Linked DNA regions of Homo sapiens: region 1 is linked to region 2. The links are chromatin contacts, found by Hi-C or POLR2A ChIA-PET in ENCODE. All regions are on one chromosome and are shown on one strand. The core of a region is the stretch at or near the end of the contact, and the rest is flanking DNA. Distances in the headings are between cores, read along the strand shown.

Region 1 (5,144 bases), core at 2,580-5,079, 150 kb after region 2:
TCTCTTTCTTCTCATTCTTCCTCACACCTGTGACTGGGACGTTACTGAAATAAAAGAGATGACTTTATATTTTCCCTCTGGGAAGTATTCTTCCTTCCGATTCCAAATCAATTCCATACCGTTGAATGTGTGATCCCACTTTGAAGCAGGATTGGCAGCTCAGCTCACGGTGTCCTGGTTTCCACAGGGCACTCCAGTGTTTGTCCATGCTGGCCCGTTTGCCAACATCGCACATGGCAATTCCTCCATCATTGCAGACCGGATCGCACTCAAGCTTGTTGGCCCAGAAGGGTTTGTAGGTTAGTGTTTTTTGCAAAACCAGTGAATAGACTGTATGTTTCTTTTAACATCAGGGGAATTGGGATGGCATTTTTACTGTTGCTTTCCTCTTTACAGTGACGGAAGCAGGATTTGGAGCAGACATTGGAATGGAAAAGTTTTTTAACATCAAATGCCGGTATTCCGGCCTCTGCCCCCACGTGGTGGTGCTTGTTGCCACTGTCAGGGCTCTCAAGATGCACGGGGGCGGCCCCACGGTGAGTGGTGGGTTGAAGTATCTGATTATCGGCAGTGTGCTGACGGCCAAAAGGAAGTTGGATGACTTCTGCCTGTTTCTTCATTGAGTTGCTCTTATCCTCGTGATTAACAGGCAGCAAAAGCAAGGGACGGGCAGACAGCCCTTGTGTTGGCTGCCTTATCACTCACAGGCACCGTCAGCGCTCAGCATTTTAAGAGGGCCAAAATCGGCTGCCTGGCCTACCTTTCGGAGGACATCTGACAATATCTAAACCCCTCCAAGGACGTGTACTCGGCTAGCCCCACAAAAAACTGTTTTACGTTCAGACTGTTCTTTTTAAATCTGCATCCCTCTGTATAGTGACACTGGCAACCAGCCAACCAAACCAGTTAGCTGAGACAGAGGTCAGCCCCTTCTTGAGTATACTGTTCATGCTGGACAGGGCCTCCACACCCTAGGGAGGGAGTGGGGGAGAGGAGAATGGCAGATCTGCCCAGGGCTGCCCTGGGTAACAGAGAAACAGGTGGAGACTGGCTCATCCTCACCTCCAGCCTGAATTTTGTATTTCTCTGAATTCCTACTGCTTAGAAATTCCTACTACTTTTTATCCTAGTATTTTAACACCTTTTCTTTAGGGCCTACATGAAAAGACATGGTGCTAGGTTTTCTGAAATCATTTGAAAAACTATTAAATTCCTGTCCACCAGGAGCTTGTATTATAACTTAGGAAATAAGGACTCCCTGGCCTACAGGATAAAAATCAAATTTGTTTTGGTCAGGGTTTGTCCTAATGTAGCAGTTCTCTGTTTTGGCCTCAGAACCTCTTTACACTCTTGACAGTTATTGAGAGCCTAAAAGAGTTTTTGTTCATATGGGTTATAGCTATTGATATTTACCATATTAGAAATTAAAACTGAGTTACATGTAAACATAAAGAACTTTGTAAACATGAAAATGCATTATCTTTTCCCAGCAAAATTTAGGCATTGTACATTTTTCAGATCTTCTCTGGGTCTGGCTTAATTGAAGACAGCACTTGATCTGTTGTGACATCACATGTCTCATAACCTTTGGAAAAGTCCATTATATGCTCAATGAGAGAATGATAATGAGAGTAAAAGGGCCATAAGATGTTACAGAATCTTATGGAAATAGTTTTGACTTCATGGACCCCTTCAAAGGATTGGGTCCCCGGAGCACACTGGGAATGCTGCCATAACAACCCCAGCACCCCTATCCAGTCTTAGTTATCCCTGAGTGCCAAAGGCACTCCCAACCCAGCACACTCCTTTCTGCTAGTAGCACAGGATAGACTCCCTTTTTTTTCCCAGTCACAACTAACATTCCTCTCTCTTACACCCCTCACTCACCCTCACACCATCACACCTCCTTTCCTTGCTTCCTCCTGACCTCACAGTCAGGATAATGTCCCATAATGCTGTGCATGGAGGGGAACATTTGCACATATGGCTCTGTCAAGAGAGTAGGCCTCCTGCTCTCATTAGCTTGCTGACGGGAAGCTACCTGTAAGGTCCTTGCTTCTTGCTCTGCCTCCACACAGCCCCTTCTGGAGTTGGAGCACATAGTCTCACTGCAATGGAAGAGGGCAGAGCTTCTTAATCACTATCCACTGCCCATGGTGGGGCCCATGAAATGGACACCTTCACCCATTTGCTCATTTCTGTGGATGCAGCAGGGCTGAGCCACGGCATAGATCAAGACTGGGGGCTGGGGGGCGGGGCGGGGAGGCACCAGACACCTCCATCCTTTAGATATACTCTACAAAAGAGAAAGAAAATCCTTCTGTATTGTTTTCCCTCTTGTTTGTATTGACCCTGCACCACGGTTCAGCTCCACCAATGCTAGGTTGGCACTGTGGACCAGTTCATGAAACCATGGCAGGGCTCATCACGGGCTCTATCGACAGACATCCCAGGGTGACTTCCGCAGGCCCGACCGCTTCCTCTTTCCCCACACTCCCCTTGACTTCCAACCCCACTGCTATGGCCTTCACTCGAGTCACTGCACCTGCTTGGTACACCCCTTTCCACCTCTCCTGCCATCGATCCGGTCCTTCTCACCTCCTTAATTCAGGTCATAGAGGTCTTCCACGCTGCCCAAAGCAGTCGATTTTGTTCTGTGCTGTGTGATTGGTCACATACCCTAAGTCCTTAGGGCAGGAAATAATCTTATACTACTGTACAGCCTGCAAGCATTGCAGCGTCTTGCCTTTAACACATGAAAAGCACCATTTTAAGCTAGGAGATTTAAATAGGAAATGCCTCTGACTCTGTTTCTTTTCCTTCCAGGTCACTGCTGGACTGCCTCTTCCCAAGGCTTACATACAGGAGGTAACCTGAGTTATTTCTCATCACGTGTCCTAGAAAGCACCACACCTTGAATCAGCATTTCTCCACCTGGCCCATGTGGAAATGAATGGGTTATTGCTGTGACCCAGGGTGCAGGGTGCCAAAAGGCCTGCAGTGTGCTGAGGAGTTATATTAAATGAGTAGATAGGGAAGATGTACCTCACAAAATAGAATTGTCCCACATAGGGTGTCAATAAGCCACTGCCCTAGACCAGTGGTTGATTCTCAACAGCTGATTTTGACCCCGGGGACATTTGGCAATGTCTAGAGACTTTTTTTATTATTACAACTGGAGGTGGGGAGTGCTACTGGAATCTAGTGGGTAGAAACTGGGGATGCTGGCTAAACATCCTTTAATGCACAGGACAGCCCCTACAACATTATCCAGCTCAAATGTCGGAGTGTGAGGCTGAGAAACCCTGTCCTAGACTAATAGCAGTTCCCTTCCATTGTCTTCCCTGCATTGGCTGGGTAAGTTCCAAATGCCATTCAGATCAGAAGCAAGTAGAGACCTTTTTTGAAATGGCTTCTCCTCTGCCGATTTAAATCCATATTAACGGGCCAAGATATATGGTCAGGATTCTGGTTGTTTTTCTAGACAAAGCTTCCTGGATATTTATAGCATCAAACAGGAGGCTAGAGAACAACTGTGAGCTCAAATCTTTTCATATTTATGTCATTTACCATCAAAGAAACATCTCTAAAGCCAGTTTGGGGTGGTTACAGGAAAGACAGGCCATCAGATAAGGTGGCAAGGTCACCTGCTGTCACTGCTAATTCAATTTTTCTGCCTTTTTGGAAGGCTTTTAAATTATCAAGCAATACAGGGTCACTGTTCAGGCCCCAAATGAAGTATTTCAAAACTGGCTAGAAAAAATTGCTGGTACCTTCAGTCTGCCTGTCTTCTGAGTTATGGTTTGCCTTTTATGGTCATTTGTCTGATTCACGCGTAGGAGGGGAATTCACAGTTCTGGCCCTCCTGCCACCCCACAGCCTTTCCTGTGTCTAATTACAGTGACTGCCCCTAGCTGGCCCAGCTGGTGTCTTCATTTAAGAAATTCTACTTATTTAAAACTGTTCTTGATCAGCGTTACATATTAATTGGTTTTCATGTGACTAGAGGTAAAGAATTAGCAGTGTTCTTTAGAAGCTCAAATAAATCATAATCTCAGTTTTCAATTATTAAAGGAAAAAAGCATAAATCACATTTATAATGAACCTAGTTGTTTTCCACCTTTTATCCTACCTATTTCTGCTTTTTTGGGATCAACAAACATTAGTGCTGGGTTTTGCTCGATGATTCAGTATATGTATTTTTATAGAAGACTCTTTTATTTTTAAAATATTTAATGTATTGTTAAGCCTACAATAGTAATATACCCTTTGTAAAAAATAATAATTAAACATTATAAGAATGTAATATATGTGAGTTGAGTCCCCTTAACAGTTCGGTGCATATTTCTCGACATTTAAAAATTTTTCATGAATTATATACATGTATTTTTGTGTTTGTCCTAAAATGGAATAATTAAGCTCTCCATGGTTTTGCACCTTTAGTACATCTTGGACAGGTTCCATGTTAACACAGATGGGTCTCACTTTCATAACATCTGCATGATAAATATTTATTGAGTGTATATGTCATAATTCATTGGCCCAGTCCCCCTTGGAGGAGGTTTATGTTTATAATTTTCCAATGCTACAAGCAGGGCTGCAGTAAACATACTTAAAGATACATTTCCTTAATTGCTTCCCTTTAGTTTGTAGTACTTGGTTTTTGGTGGGTTTTTTTGTTTTGTTTTGTTTTGAGATGGAGTCTGGCTCTATTACCCAGGCTGGAGTGCAGTGGTGTGATCTCGGCTCACTGCAAGCTCCGCCTCCTGGGTTCACACCATTCTCCTGCCTCAGCCTCCCAAGAAGCTGCGACTACAAGCACCCACCATCATGTCCGGCTAATTTTTTTGTATTTTTAGTTGAGACGGGGTTTCACCGTGTTAGCCAGGATGGTCTCGATCTCCTGACCTCGTGTTCCACCCGCCTCGGCCTCCCAAAGTGCTGGGATTACAGGCATGAGCCACCACGCCCAGCCGGTTTTTGGGGTTTTTTTTACAGACAGGGTCTCACTCTGTCACCTAGGCTGGACTGCAGAGGCGTGATCATAGCTGCAGCCTCTAACTCTTGGGCTTAAGCAGTCTCCCCGCTTCAACCTCCCAACTAGCTGGAAGAACAGGAACACGCCACCACACCAGGCTAATTTT
Region 2 (5,044 bases), core at 616-3,115:
ATAAAACAATGTGCTAGACACTGAATTATGAAATCTAACGTTCAAGCATACAATTCTCAAGGTTTCTAGATGTATTATCAAAAACTTATCATTAAACACTTTGAGTTCAGCCTTCAGTATTTTATATTTTATCCATATTTATATTCTATAAAACGACTCAAAGCATCACCTAAAATTATCACATGAATTTTGAATTATTATGTGTTCAACATACACTTATAGAAAATTTCCTTCTTATTCTTAAAAGTGAACATATCAATATCTATTAAATGTTAATTATATGGTTATGAGTTGAATTTACTACTAAATTCTACCTTTTCTGAATTATAAATACATTAAGAAATGTAAACTGTGATTAGATTTATTCACATCCCTCAGAACACTACGAAATGTGTCCTAAACATGTTAATTGATTTCAGAAACTTCTATGTCTTGAGCAAGACTTAAGTGTTAACAAGCATCTGATGGCTTTTAAAATAAGAATGTTTCAGAAATTCATCTAAAAAAATGCTTGAACGTAAAATGCAATCCTACGGTGTATACTCTAATGCCTGTTGATGAACAGATCCTTATAGTTTCCTTCTTCTAGAACTCATATCAAAATACATTTTCTTCAGAAAAAATAGGAGTCAAAGATGTTAATCATGTTCTTTTCATAGTCACGTTACATTTGTTTTACAACACTCTCAGAAAAGCCTTTCCTTTCACATGTTCACTTTTTAAATTACAAACATGTTTCCCCTCACTAGACACCGAGTTACGAAACTTAGAGCAAAAGTAAAACTTTCTAATGGAATGCCCATGTAAATACTAGAAATATAACAAAATAAGGCAAAGTCTGTCCTCCAAAATGTTGCCTACCACACCAAAACACAATCCTGCTTTTTAAACAGCGAGTAAAATTAAATCAACCTTATCTTCCTAAATAGAAGTCCACTCAAAGTTTTTTCACAAAAATGACATTCACTTGACTTAATATTGTCCTTCCAATAAGAATAACACGCAGGGTGTTAGAGGGCAGTTGTTGGACTCCTCTTCAGCAAATAAAGGAGACCAGTTAGAGCTTAGCTTGGTCTGCCCAGGAAAGGAGGAACGCAGCTTGCTGACATGGCTAAGGAATGCCAATTAATACATTTTAAAACCCCTATCATCTTGCCTGAGACGTGTACATCTTCCCAGGCCCTCAAAGTTCAATCAGAAAGTGTATTCAACTCCATTGTCATTTCACCCATAGTGGGGAAGTCCATCGAGGAAAACCATAGGGAAATAAAATGTTTTTCAGTTATTCATATTAGCACAATCAACCCAGAGCTCACGGCACAAACTAAATAAGTTAACTTGCCAGTGTCTTGAATGAAGACATTTAATCAAAGCATGCATTTTCCAACTTTCCAGTAGCTTTCAGGACAGTTGGTTTTGGTGATCGTTTTTTGGTCTTTTATTGTTCTCAACACGACTGGTTTCTCACCGCAGGATTTCAAACAAAATGAGACAATTAAACCACACCTCGAGCGAAGGGGCGCTTACCTTGCAGATAAACACACCGGCCTTGCCTTCTCTAAAATGCGGACACGTGCTTTTCCCGCATTAGGGGGGGTCTCCCGGCGCGCGCCCCGCCGCCACCTGTTGAGGAAAGCGAGCGCACCTCCTGCAGCTCAGGCTCCGGGCGCCAGCCCTGCCCCGCAGCCCCAGAGCCCGTCGCAGCTCGGGTGGTCCCTCCCCGGCCCAGCGCTCGCCGCCTGCTCTTCGCCCTGCAAGTTTCAAGAGGCAGTTATTTCTCGCAGCCTCCGCGCTTGCAACTGCCTCCTGGCGGGGGAGTGGGTGTCCAAAAAGCCAGCAGCTGGAGAAACTGAAAAGATCACAAGCGACTTAACGATAAGCCCCTTCTTCCTTTTAAAGACCGAGAGGAGGGTAGAGGGGAGTAGTGCCTGAGCCCACGTGACCGAGCCAGGGAGCCCGACGGTCTCAGGAACGCCCGACGCCGCGCGTGACCTCTAAGTGGGAGCACCCTCGAACCGACTCCTGGTCCACCCACAAGGATAGTGGCGCACAGATGGCGCTCCCCGCAGCCCCAGTCTCAGATTTAAGAGGTCTGGAGTAGGGCCTGAGAATATGCATTTCCAACCAGGTCCTGGGGGATGCCGACACTGATACAGCCAGTCTGGGGACCACACTTCGAGGATCACGTCCTCAGCCCCTGACTCACATAAGTGTCATTCAGAACAGATGTCTGATTCTAAGGAGCCAGTGGTGAAACCAGAGAGGCTTTGGGTTTGTCAAATCCCCAGCAGCAAACGTAACCTCGGGCCCTGGAGTGGCAAAGCCGTGGACTAGAGGTGGAGGGAGTGGGTTCTCAGCTCTCAAGAGGTCACTGGGAAGGCCTTTCGCGTTAGATCAAAGATCCCAGGTACTTCCTCGAACTCACTTGAAGTGGCACCGGGGAGACCTGTGCCTCCGGCCACGGCGCCCTTCTCCGCTGGAGGCACCTGCCCACCCCTCTTCTCGGGCGAAGGCCCCTCGCGCCCCCTGGTGGCAGCCCCAGTTCCCCCAGCTTAATGGGGTGTTCCCCTCACCCACCCCAGCAGGAGCCCCAGGGTGCGAGACTAGGACCACAGTCTTAACTGGCTTTAAGGCAGCTGTTGCTGATGAAAATGAAAAGGAAAGTAGCATGTGACCCACAGGCCATTGTGAGAACCCCCCAGTGTCACATCTGTGCCTAATTAATCATCAAACCATCTACTCAGGTGGCATAAGGGACATGGTTTTTGAGGGTTGTGATCCAGATCTCTAATAGAGGAAGACGAGGGGGGGCATTTGGAGGGAAAGTTTTACAGTACCAGCCTCAGCTGTTTGGTGTTTAGCCAAAATAGAGAGACGCAAGTGTGCTCTGGGTTGATAAAGATGAGGTCCACAGGTAATGAAGACAGGCTCCAAAGATGGAGAAGCATCTGCTTCATCAGCTAAACAATAGCTGTGAAAAGTCTCCACTGCCCCACCCTAAGTCCAATTTTCATTAAAGCTGAGAGTCCTGGTTTCTCTCAGGTTGAAAGGCAGAGTCTCCCTGTCCTTGAGGCAGAGAAGTTAGTTTGGACGGGAAGAGTGTGTCGCTGGCAAATAACTGCAGCAGACAACATGCCAATCTCAGCCTCCCTGTCTCCTGTCCTGGGGTCTCTCAAAGTACCCAGTCCCCATATGCTCTTCCTCCTTGCCACCTTATGGAGAAAATGTTAAATGATGGTTTAAAAAAATCAGCTTCATGGCCAGGCATGGTGGCTCACACCTATAATCTCAGCACTTTGGGAGGCCGAGGCAGGTGGATCACGAGGTCAGGAGTTTGAGACCAGCCTGACCAACATGGTGAAACCTCGTCTCTACTAAAAATACAAAAATTGGCTGGACGTGGTGGCACATGCCAGTAATCCCAGCTACTCAGGAGGCTGAGGCAGGAGAATCGCTTGAACATGGGAGGCGGAGGTTGCAGTGAGCCAAGATCGCGCCACTGCATTCCAGCCTGGGCGACAGAGCGAGACTCTGTCTCAAAAAAAAAAAAAAAAAAAAAAATCAGCTTCATTTGGTGGTATATACTTGTTAACAAGATATCTCTGGAAATGGAAACCGTCATGAAGGAATTTCAACCATAAGCCAACAGGCAGAAAAAGATAGGTGAGGGTGAAGAAAATGCATCTATCAATATTAACATCATACCTGACGCTGTGCTAAGCACCTGCACAGCATCTCATTTAATCCTCACACCAGCTCAGTGAGATATTGACTCCACTTTTCCAGTGAGGAAATTGAGGCTCACAGAGCTTCTGTCAGCTACCTGAAGCCACCTAGTGAGAAAGGAACCCAGTAACAACAGTGGCTTCATAGACAGCTACCGCTTATTGGACATTTATGCCCCGCTTTCTCTCAATAATTCTTATTTTATACGCAAGCCTATAAGGCAAATTCTATTACCCCCATTTTATACTTGAGAAAATGAATGTTCAGGAAGGTTAAACAACCTCCCTATGGTCACATGACCTATCAGTGGCTAAGAAGGACTTGAATCCAGGAGAGAGGCCAAGGACCCATTTACCTCCATACCATGCCTCCAATCAATCAGAATGAAAATGGCTTGACTCTCTGCTCTATGCAGAACACTGCAGACAAACTTCTGCCACCTGTGTGCCAAGCTTCTGCTCTGTGTTCACTGTGATGCTTCCTTCAGAAGGCATTCTACACACAGGAACAGCATGTTCTCTTTTCAGAGCAGCTCAAACACCCACAGAAGCTGTTTATTATACAAGGAAACCTCACTGCAGGAAATAATAAGCAGAAAATGAATGGGAGTGAGTAAGTTTCCTTCTGACTCACCCTGTCCATCAAGAAAGACAATGGTACCCAGAGATGGAAACTTTGCCTGGTTTAATGCAGAGTGGAGAGGATGATTATTCCAATTCTACCTGAATTGTGACCACAATGATGAAGGGATTATTCTTGAGGCAGTTCATACCAATGGCTAGACCAAAAAGCCCCCTGAAGCCTGGTATTGAGAACGATGCCTGCTATATAAGTGAGCAGGGTCCCAGCCTCATTTCCACCTCACCCCTGACCTGCCTAAGGAAGCACCCACATATGACATTGAAAGGACTGCCTGTCTCCAAAATATCCTACAATGGGGATTGAAATTGTCACCATTAAGTCATCTTTTGGGGATAAAGCATTGAATTGTTAAAATTAAGTCATGTTATATATGATGGGTAATATTAACTTACTAGCATTTATGATTAACAAGATGAGCTTGCAGCATGAGCTAGATGTCACCTGGGAAAGCAAAGGAAGTCAATGTAGTACAGGTATGGTTTGCTGTGAAGAGGAAGGAAAGCCTCTCCATAAAAGGTGCACCTTCCTCATCTTCTCACCCCACCCCTTCTCTGTCTAGCAAAGTCTTACACATCCCAAAGCCAAGAGCCTAAATAAGGTGAAGAGCACATTAGCCCAGTGGAACGTGCACATTGGCTCCCCCACAGCCCTCATCTTACCTGTCAACACAACCTGC

What was found. Hi-C counts contacts between places; a loop is a spot of excess contacts on that map. ChIA-PET counts read pairs that join two places held with the same protein, here RNA polymerase II (POLR2A). Pooled maps may share reads with other maps.
Region 1: a pooled map shows a loop between it and region 2 (2.2-fold over the local background). The contact joins the enhancer-like site here to the promoter of ESR2 in region 2. A Hi-C loop is called at or near these places in 1 of 50 pooled maps. POLR2A ChIA-PET finds 5 or more read pairs at or near these places in 3 of 52 experiments (CD4-positive, alpha-beta T cell, GM12878 and activated T-cell).

What each region holds. Positions count from the first base shown.
Region 1 is chr14:64,441,867-64,447,010 of GRCh38, forward strand. It overlaps MTHFD1 (methylenetetrahydrofolate dehydrogenase, cyclohydrolase and formyltetrahydrofolate synthetase 1), which reads left to right. Exons shown (of 28, transcript NM_005956.4): 20 at 188-299; 21 at 397-536; 22 at 2,827-2,868. Among named protein-coding and RNA genes, the nearest start is that of AKAP5, 21 kb to the right of the region's middle. RefSeq lists an enhancer at 3,722-3,771. Within about 2 kb of position 3,830, at least 14 of the 41 ENCODE cell types and tissues checked have a DNase peak (open chromatin) inside an H3K27ac peak, as active enhancers do; they include CD4-positive, alpha-beta T cell and GM12878, where a contact is called at or near this core.
Region 2 is chr14:64,292,506-64,297,549 of GRCh38, forward strand. It overlaps ESR2 (estrogen receptor 2), which reads right to left and starts at 1,866. Exons shown (of 9, transcript NM_001437.3): 1 at 1,528-1,866.